Linked DNA regions of Homo sapiens: region 1 is linked to region 2. A link is a loop called in an ENCODE intact Hi-C map of the cell type or tissue named here. Cell type or tissue: dorsolateral prefrontal cortex. All regions are shown on one strand.

Region 1 (5,000 bases), 140 kb before region 2:
GCCTAATCTATTTTGTCATTCAAGTATTTCCTAGATTCACCCAGTCTCACCCTCACTTCCACTGTCTTACAATGGTTCATCATTATTTCTTACCTGAAAAATTGCAGAACTTCCAGTTTTACTTTTGATGCCCTGACTAAGCCTATTTAACATATAACCCCCAAGACTACCTTCGGAATAAAGCCCATGGGTTCCCAACACTACATACAGGATCAGGACAGAACTCTGTACAAGAGTGTGCAAGATTTGGCCTCTGATTACCCTGCTAAAATGACCACAACTTCACACACCTAAACTCCTTGGAGTTCCCGCAAGGAGCCACACCGTTTCATGATCCTGCTTCTCTTTTCCAATGCTATTTCTTTTGCTCCCACTTCCCATTCATCTGACTAACTTTTCCAAGACTCAGCCAGGTAACCACAACTTATAATATACACTTCCCTGACCCTTCCCCCTACCACTGACAGATTTAGGCACTTCGTGCCCTGCCCATACTTGTAAAACTAACCAAACTAAATTCCATTACAACACTTGCCATGTGCTGTGACTACTTTTTCCTGTGTCCTTCACCAGTGCTAGCACACGGTAGGAAATTAGATGTAATGACTTCTATGTGTTATTTATGACCAGGGGCACTTTACAAACATCATCCAGCTCTTCATTTAACAGCTCTCGGAGGCAGGAAAACTGCAGAATTCTTAACATTTCACCTGAATAAAAGTGACACAGAATCTTAGATAAAGGCTGACTTCCTGTGACTAGGAACAGTAAACTAGCTCCGCAAGTTAAATAAACTTTTGACCCTTTCTATAACCATTCTCAATAATCTTTAGGATTTTCATTACATTTCTATTTTTTCCTACTCGGCAAACTTGTAAGACTGTAACTGTTAATCCCATTCTTCCTTCCAGATTGCAAGACAAAAGCAGCATACACACTCTGCCTGATGCGAAGTCAATTTCATTCGAACCCTTTAGGATTTAAAAATAAAAACTGTTTTGCCAGCACAAGATGTCACCGCTCTCTTACCATATCATCCCCTTTCCCTCTTCGTAATATATTCATCAAGTTCACTGAGTATGTATTCATCAACAGTCCCTTTACGTGGGACCGTGAGCCCCTACCTTTTTCAATTTGATGAGTGAGAAGATAAGTAACCTTGAAGCCAGATTTTCAGAGAGAGAGAGAGAGACTGCAGGACCAGCTGCGGAGCTGGGCTGCGCGATGCCCCTGGCTCCTCCCTGGGGCTGGAGGAGCGGGAGACCTTCGGCGAGGCCTGTCACTCACCTGACTGGGTGCCTGAATTGGTAAAGCTTTCCTGAGGCTGCGGTCATTCCAGGGCCATCGGGCATCTGGAGAGGAAAGGAAGTGAATCCAGTTATCACCCACCTCCTTCTAGAAAGTGGAAACGTGCACGACCCAGTGTTCCTCGTGCCCGCTGGGAATGTAACCCCAGGGCTCTCAGCAGCCTCGCTCCCGGCTGGGTGCCTGTGGCCCATCGCTCCAGAGGACACATCCGCCGCGTCGGCACCTTTATGGCCACCGGCAGGCGGGATGTTAAGCGAGAGGCAGGACCCGGTGTCTCGCATGTCTCTCTCAGGCCCTGCGTCCCGAGAGCCCTGGTCGATCTTCTGCACCCGTGGGAGGCGCGGCCTGAGACGCGTGGCTCACTCACCGCCTCCGCGGCGTGGTTCGGCGTCTCCTCTTCTTTCTTGCCTCCGGCGTCCACCCAGGGTCTCCAGAAGCCTGCGTATCTGCGGGATAGGGGAGCACAAGGCGCGCAGAGGAGACGTGAGCCCAGACCCGGGAGAATCCACCGAAGCCGAGCGCTGGCACCGGGCAGTGGGGGATGGAGAGTTGGAGGGGAGGAGCTGGGGAGGCGCAGGAGGGAGAGACGGGGGAAGCTGGGAGGCGCAGAGCAGCGCGGGGAAGCCTACCCGGAGTCCGCGCCCGCGCGCCGCGTAGGGCCGTCGGTGGCCGCGCACGCCGCAGCTCCACTCTCTGTACCCTCTGCGCCTCCCGCGTTCTCCATGACGCCGCAGAGCTGGGCGGAAGGCCGCTGCCAGCTCGCGGGCAATCTTGACCAGTTCCAGTAGGTCCGAGACCCGAGCTTTATATAGCCCTCGCGGCCTGCTGCACATTGAGAGGTTCGCTGCCTCTCCGCCCCTCTCCCTGCTAGCCGCATAAACAAAAAGGCTGCGCGTGAAGGCGCACCGGGCTGAGCCCCGGGTGTGAACGCGTGCAACTCCCAAATGGCCCGGGACAGGGTTTTGTCGAGCGAATGTTAATCGCCCTTCGACACATGGCTGCGGAGAAAAACAACATTCGCCCGAGCAGCCAATTTCCGTGTGAAGAGGCCAGGAGGAGATGGAATTAAGCGAGTCTACACGTTTTGTGGATTTCTGCAAAAAGGCCAAGTGACTGGTTAATTGCTTGATTCGCTGGAGACTCAGGACTTGGCCTGTGGCAAATCAACTGGTTCTGCATCCCGTGTTCTAAAAGCTGGGATGCAGACTAGAATTCAAAGGAATAAACTTAATTCCTCTTCATGGAACAATTTTCTAAAAAATGGGGAGAATGCATGGACTCCTTAAGAGAGGAATGTCGGTTTTTTAAAAAAGTATTGATAAACTAGGTTCATACTCCAGCCTATTATTATTTGAAGATAATAGAAAATTATTGGCAACAAGAGGTAAATTGTAAAAGATTCGCTGTTCTGGCTAAGAGAGCCAGAGACTGGAGTCATGTGATTTGGGCATAGAGCTCTAAATTATCTTCTCGTGTCTTTTGTGATTTTCCCCAACATTTTATCAGTGTCCTCCTACAATAACTTTTGAGTTCGTCTATACACCTCTGTCACTACTTGGTATTTTGTCACTCAATGGTAATTACAAAATTCTTTTTTGAGGGCAGTGTTGTGGAATGATAATGAAATCTTGAAAAGTTATGATATGAGACAAGTTAATCAAACGTCTGCACCCCTGTTTCTCTGATTTGAGTTACCCCTCACTTATCTACCACTAAACTTTGTAAAAAGTGTTATGCATCGAGGAAAAGATGATATATAAATGTTATAATTTTTTTCAAAATGTTTTAAATAATAAAACTGGACTTTCTCTTAAAAGTTTAGACAAAAATCTTGATTGTAAACTATAGTTGTCTCTGCTATTCATTCAGCTACTGCATAGGAAAATAATTTAATTATTAATAGTAGCTAAGAGCCTATAATGATCTACCTGCCAGGAAGGTGAGATTTGGGTTGCTTCTGATAAGAAAATCAGTAAGGATAGATACCTAATGCATGTCTGCATCCCCTACAGTTATTGTTAGGCTAAATAAAATAAAGCTTATAAAATGCGTTTTGCAGTGCCTGGCATATAGTAAGCCTTCAACAGATTTTAAGCTACGTAAAAAAATATAAGGCCTTAACAGATGTTAACCTTTCTGATAAAATGGCTTATTATTTCAGTTCCATAATGTAAACTAGTTAAATCATTGTGGAAGATGGTGTGGTGATTCCTCAAAGACCTAGAACCAGAAGTACCATTTGACCTAGCAATCCCATTACTAGGGATATATGCAAAGGAATATCAATCGTTATTTTACAAAGATGGCATGCATAATGTTTGTATGCGTATGTTCATTGCAGCACTATTTGCGATAGCAAAGATATGGATTCAACTCAAATGCCCATCAGTAATAGACTGGATAAAGAAAATGTGGTACATACACAACACGAAATACTATGCAGCCATAAAAAGGAACAAGATCATGTCCTTTCCAAGGACGTGGATGGAGCTGGAAGCCGTTATCCTCAGCAAACTAACGCAGGAACATAAAACCAAACACTGCATGTTCTCACTTATAAGTGGGAGCTGAATAATGAGAACATCTGGACACAGGGAGGGGAAAAACACACACTGGGCATGTCAGTGGGTGGGGTGGGAGGAGAGAGAGGATTAGGAAAAATAGCTAATGCATGCTAGGCTTAATACCTAGGTGATAGGTTGATAGGTGCAGCAAACCACCATGGCACATGTTTACCTATGTAACAAACCTGCACATCCTGCACATGTACCACAGAACTTAAAATGAAAATAAAAAATAAAAAAAAATCTTTTTGAGGTGGCTGTAATGTGCTAACTACTGTGCTTTCCAGATAAGGACAGTAAGGTATTCCTCCTATCCTTGAGAAGGTTACAATTATTCCAAACTCTGACCACTACAATAAACACATAAGCAAAAAAAAAAAAAAAAAAAAAAATTTAAAGTGACACATTCAATAGTAAAAGCGCATTTTAGGCAGATAGGTGGGAGGAACTTAAGAAGTCTGTTTGGGATAACCAGGAAAGCCTTCTTAGAGTAAATCAAATCTAAGTTGATATTTTTGGAAGGATTAATCAAAGAATGGTATTGTCTGGGTTGTTCAGGAGTGAGAAGAAAAGGGACTGGATATCTCTGGAGCAGAGATGCTGTAGAGATAGAAGGGGTTTGGACTATCAAGAGCCTAAAATTCTATGCTAAGTCATTTTCACTTTATTCTGTAAGCACTGATGAAAGATTTTAAGCAGGAAAGTGGAATGGCATTTTATAAAAATCACTCAGGCAGCCATATGGAAAATGGATTTAGGAAAGGCTAGAGATAGGGAGTCCATTTAAAAGGCCACTGTAATCGTCTAGGCAAGAGATAGTAAGATGTGCACTAAGAATGGAGATGAAGGGATAGATTTGAAGGATACTTAGGAAATAGAACCTGAGGAACTACTTGAGTCATAAAATGTAGGAGGACTTGAAAGTGGAGTCTGGATATATTCCCAGGTTTCTAGCCCGATTAAGTGAGTAAATGGTGATGGCTCAAACACAGACATAGAAAACAGGGAGCATAGGATAAAGAGCAGGTGAGATCCTCTTATGTTGTTTTATTCTGTTAATGATGTGCAGGAAAAAAATAATGAGTTTGGTTTTGAATCTTAAATCAGTCAGGATGGGCTGGGCTATTT
Region 2 (5,000 bases):
ACTTCCTCATTTTATGTAAATTGTCCAACTTATTGCACAATGTTGTTTATAACATTCTCTAATTTTTTAATGTCCATAGAATTGATTTCTCCTTTCACTCCTAAAATTGGAAATTTTTGCCATCTTATTTTTTCCTTGCTCAATCTGGCTAGTGGGGTTATCCATTTTGTGATCTTTTCCAAAAAATGGCTTTTGGTTTAATTGATTTTATCTATTATTTGTCATTTTCTCTTTCATTGATTTGTACTCTTTATTACTTCCTTCTTTCTGCTCATGTTGAATTCAATTTATTCTTTTTCTAGTGTCTTAAGGTTCAAACTCAAATAAATATTTTTAGATCTTTCTTCATTCCTAAGCATTTTAATGCTATAAATTTGCCTCTAATCACCACTTTGCCTGCAACCCACAAATTTTGATATGTTGGATTTTCATTATTATTTAGTTCAAATAAATTTCCAATTTTCTTATGAGAAAATTAGACCTATGGGTTATTTGGAATGTGTTGTTTAATTACCAAATATTTAGAGATTTCCATATATCTATCTGTCACCGATTTTTAGTTAAATTCCACTGTGGTAAGAGAACATAATGTGTATGATTATAATCCTTTTAAATTTATTGAGACTAGCTTCATGGCTTAGGATCAGTCAGTATGGTCAATCCTGGAGAATATTCCATGCACACTTTAAGAAAGTATTCCACTACTGTTGGGTGGACTATTTTATAAATGTCAATTAGGTGAAGTTGGTCTGCAGGACTATTTCTTTCTTTTTTTTTTTTTTTGTGAGACAGAGTCTTGCTCTGTCACCCCAGCTGAAGTGCAGTGGCGCGATGTCCGCTCACTGCAAGCTCCGCCTCCCGGGTTCACGCCATTCTCCTGCCTCAGCCTCCTGAGTAGCTGGGGCTACAGGCACCCACCACCACGCCCAGCTAATTTTTTTTTTTTTTTGTATTTTTAGTAGAGACGGGGTTTCACCGTGTTAGCCAGGATGGTCTTGATCTCCTAACCTCATGATCTGCCTGGCTCGGCCTCCCAAAGTGCTGGGATTACAAGCATGAGCCAACCGCGTCCGGCCTACAGGGCTATTTCAAGTCATCTATACCCTTACAGGTTTCCTGTCTACTTGTCCTATTTATTACATAGAGAAAAGTGCTGAAATCCTGAAGTATAATTGTGGATTTGCCTGTTTCTCCTTTTAATGCTATTAGGTTTTGCTTCGTCCTACTTTGAAGCTCTGTTCTTAGATATACAAACAAGTAGAATTGTTCCATGCTCTTAATGAATTTTTCATTATGAAATGTGCCTGTTTATTGCTATTAATATTCCTTATTGTAAAACCTACTTTGATATTAATATTGCCACTCCCAACTCTATCAGATTATATTGAGGTATAATTAACAAACAACAAAATTCGCCAATTTTAAGTGTACAAATTGATGAGTTTTGAGAAATACATGCAGCTGTATAATCATCATCACCGTCACGATATAAAACATTTCCATCTCTCCAAAAAGTTTCCTTCTGCCCCTTTGCAGTCCCCTCCCCCAATGCCACCGTCACCTGACTCGGCACCTGATGTGTTTTCTGTTTCTATAGTTTTGACTTTTCCAGAATGTTACATAAATGAAATCAAAATAATAAGTAGAATTTTTGATAGAGCTTCTTTCCCTTCGTCTAATGAATTTGAGATTCATGAATGGTATTAGTTTGTTTCTTGTTATTGCTAAGTAGTATTCCATTATGTGGATATACCATATTTTGTTTATTCATTTACTAGTAGAATAACATTTGGCTTTCCTCCAGTTTGGGGCCATTATATTAAGCTGCTATAAAACTGGAGTACAAGTTTTTTTAATAGAATTGCGTTTTTATTTCCCTTGTAAATATGGTAAGACTAGTACTTGAGACAATAGTGCTCTTAAGCTGTCTCTCTTTAGTCATTAAGCTTCCAATTAGTCCTAGAATCAGTCTCAGTAGTTAGGAAATCATGACTGCATACTGAACACTGTACCAGGTGAAAGAGAGGAATATATAACAAAACGTTGAGATCGATAGGTATCGATATATGGCTTCAAGGCCGAGCAGAAGCCACCCGAAGCAAGGAGAAAAAATGCCAGGAAAGCTCACAAATATAGTTTTGATCTTCATGCTACTGTGAGAATTAAAAAAAAAGGTGAACATAAATAACAACCTTTGAAAATGTCAACACGTGAAGCTATTAACCAACTCCACATCCCTGTTTAGAAATTCCTGCTTACTATTCGAATATACACTTGACATACAATTGACGGACGTTCCAACACTATATTTAATTGGCAGAAATTACTTCTTAAGGGTACAAAGGGTTTTCTTTATGCACGCAAATGATTACTGTCGAAGGTAATCTGGGACTCGATTAACGGCTGTGTTAATTATTCTCCCTTCAGCAGACCTCAGTATCCGTTTAAGACTAAAGTGGCTAGAATTACCTGCCCACCCGGGCTCCCAGTTGTAACTGAGACAAGCGGAGGAGCCTGAGGAGCTGAAGACGCACAGGTGACGGTCGCGGATGGCCGGCAGGATCTGACATTTAAAATCGCCCTGCTCATCTGGGCCTCGGAGCCTTTGACAGGCGGGCGTGTCAGCGACAGTGTGGGGAAGGGGCTGGGCTCCGCCAGGCAGCGCGCGACGACGCCCTTGCCTTGGCCTTCACAGAGTAGAACCCGAGAAGCCCACTCGCCCGTCTTGGCCAACGCCCCCAACGCCCAGGGCTCCCCCCGCAGTCGGCGGGCAGGTGTGCGTGGTGCGCGAGCCCAGTGCGTGCCGGGTGCGGCGCCAGCAGCGGAGGGGCGGCCCGGCGCCCAGCGGAGAGCCGCTGGCTGGGTGGGTGTCGGCCTCCCCGCCTCCTTCTTCTCCCCGCCGGCTTGCCGGGGATGCTTGCGCGAGGCGCCCCCTCGCCTTTAAGCTCCCGGCCCCGGGGGGCGGTGTGTGTGAGTAGCTGGGAGGGGGCCGCGAGGCGCTCCGCCGAGGGCTCGTCCGGGTTTGTCCGCCGCCGTCACCTGACTCGTCGGAGGAGCCACAGCTGAGGTGGGGGCGGGGATGGGGACGCAGCTCGGAGCGCTAGAGAGACGCGGCGGCGCTGGCAGAAGAGGCGGCGGCGGGCGGGTACTGGCTTCTGGGGCCAGGGGCCAGGGGCGGTGGGCGCCGGGACCGCGGAGCTGAGGAGCGGGGCCCGGCCAGGGCTGGAGACTTTGCGCCCGGGGGCACCGGGGCTACGCGCGGTCGCACACATCCACCGGCGCGGCTTCCCTCGGCGGCCCGGGCTCCGCTCATCCTGCGGCGGGCGGCGCCGCTCAGGGGCGGGGTGAGTACCCGCGGCCGTACTCGGCCCCCTCCCCGCGCCAGGGTCTCGCGGGGATCCGCAGAGGATAATCCCAGGGTGCGGAGAAGGGCAGCGGCCGAGTGACAGCTCCGCGGAGCGCTCCAGGGCGGGCGGGGGACTGGGCTTCGCTGTCAGCCCGGCTCCTCTCCAAAGCCAGGAAGGGTGAGGCGCCCCAAGACTCCGGCGCCTCCGCAGAGCTCCCGGGCGGCCCCTGCGGCAGGGATTTGGAACCGGGGGGAAGGGGCCCGGGCGATGGGCCTCGGCGAGGCTTTGGAGCCGGCGGCGAGGAAGGAAGGGGAGGCGAGGGCATAACATGGCGCAACGCTAGGATAATCTCCTTCGCGACTGAGGGAGGACGAGCCCTTTGCTGCAGCAGCGCGAGGAGGAGGAGGGAGGCAGCCAGGGCTTGGGTATCCGATGCATTCCCCGAAGCCTGCGGGCTGCTAGGAGGAAAGTCTGCTGAGGTGGGAGATGGGCACCGGTGGGTGCGGCGCCCAGGGAATAACCCCAACGCACGTTGTGGCTAGTCCAGCACCCGCGGGTCAGGTTGCGGGGAAAGTGCTGATTGACAGGGGGGTCCCCAGGGGGTGAGTCTGGCCCTATGTGGGGGCCGGGGGAGAATGGGGACGGTGTCACGATGCTGCGACTGGAGCCCACGCTGGGGTTCCGTGACGGCCCTACTCACGGCCAAGACTCCCTGGACCGCATCGCAGGAGCGGGGCTTGGCGCGTTGCTGGCTCCGAGAGGTGGTGCCAGGGTGGGGATGGAGGAGGAGAGAGCCGCCGCGCGGCTGGAGGAGGCAAGGCCTGGGTGCTTGGAGGGTAGGGTCTGCGGATTAAAGCCGGACCGTCTCCCCTTGTTTCCTGCAGAAGAGGAGGCGGTAGACGCGACCACAGAAGATGTCGGGCCAAACGCTCACGGATCGGATCGCCGCCGCTCAGTACAGCGTTACAGGCTCTGCTGTAGCAAGAGCGGTCTGCAAAGCCACTACTCATGAAGTAATGGGCCCCAAGAAAAAGCACCTGGACTGTAAGCATCTCTTTATATAAGAGGGACATGCGCACGGCAGAGGCGCCTGGGATGCTGGTGGTGCGGCCTGCGCTCTTGGTCCATAATGCTGTGGCCTCTGATACTCCCAGCCAGGTTGCCCCTGAGCTGAAATTCTTCAGCTGTGAAGGTGTTCCCTTGGGTTAGCCATGAAACCTTGTCTTGTGAGCCATTTTTTCCTCTTATTGACCTCCAAGGTCTTGGTGGAGGGGGAAAAATACACACACACACACACACACACACGCATATGTATATACACACACACAAGAGAGAGATTGTACACACTGAATTAGATGTTTTTCACCTTTTTTTCTTTCTCCACCCACCCTCCCTTCTCCAAATTAGAGGAAATTAGAGGTTGCACAGTCAAAAAAAAAAAAGATGAATTTATGGAAGGTCAAACTTGTCACCCTAGTTCTTTCCTAAATACATTTCAGATAGTTCTAAGGTAGTATAATCTTTTTAAGTGTTGCTCCTGAGGATTGTTTTTGTGAGTATGGGTGTGTGTGTGTGTGTGTGAGGTATGTTACCATACCAAACTGAAATAAATTCAAGGTACTGAATGAGGAAATTGGACTTCATAGCTATGGC

Evidence for each region. A loop is a pair of places that touch in the nucleus more often than their neighbours do. Peaks named below come from ENCODE experiments on the same cell type or tissue, not always from the same donor. Only the 100,000 strongest peaks of a DNase experiment are listed, where the experiment ranks them.
Region 1: a loop joins it to region 2, with 13 times the contacts of the local background. A loop is called at or near these places in 7 of 110 quality-filtered maps.

The regions. Positions count from the first base shown.
Region 1 is chr6:83,850,449-83,855,448 of GRCh38, reverse strand. It overlaps RIPPLY2 (ripply transcriptional repressor 2), which reads right to left and starts at 2,089. Exons shown (of 4, transcript NM_001009994.3): 1 at 1,938-2,089; 2 at 1,676-1,754; 3 at 1,288-1,352. The coding sequence starts at 2,032. RIPPLY2-CYB5R4 (RIPPLY2-CYB5R4 readthrough) reads right to left here and starts at 2,089. Exons shown (of 18, transcript NR_174604.1): 1 at 1,938-2,089; 2 at 1,676-1,754; 3 at 1,288-1,352. In dorsolateral prefrontal cortex, CTCF peaks have their summits at 1,979 and 2,183; DNase peaks (open chromatin) are centred at 1,548 and 2,078; H3K4me3 peaks cover 3,008 bases; H3K27ac peaks cover 3,085 bases.
Region 2 is chr6:83,707,189-83,712,188 of GRCh38, reverse strand. SNAP91 (synaptosome associated protein 91) reads left to right here and starts at 3,088. Exons shown (of 30, transcript NM_001242792.2): 1 at 3,088-3,344; 2 at 4,232-4,391. The coding sequence starts at 4,262. It overlaps LOC105377879 (a long non-coding RNA gene), which reads right to left and starts at 2,747. Exons shown (of 3, transcript NR_136251.1): 1 at 2,470-2,747. RefSeq lists silencers at 2,816-2,875, 3,206-3,415, 3,825-4,119. In dorsolateral prefrontal cortex, CTCF peaks have their summits at 3,123 and 4,164; DNase peaks (open chromatin) are centred at 3,058, 3,328, 3,768 and 4,138; H3K4me3 peaks cover 3,004 bases; H3K27ac peaks cover 2,568 bases.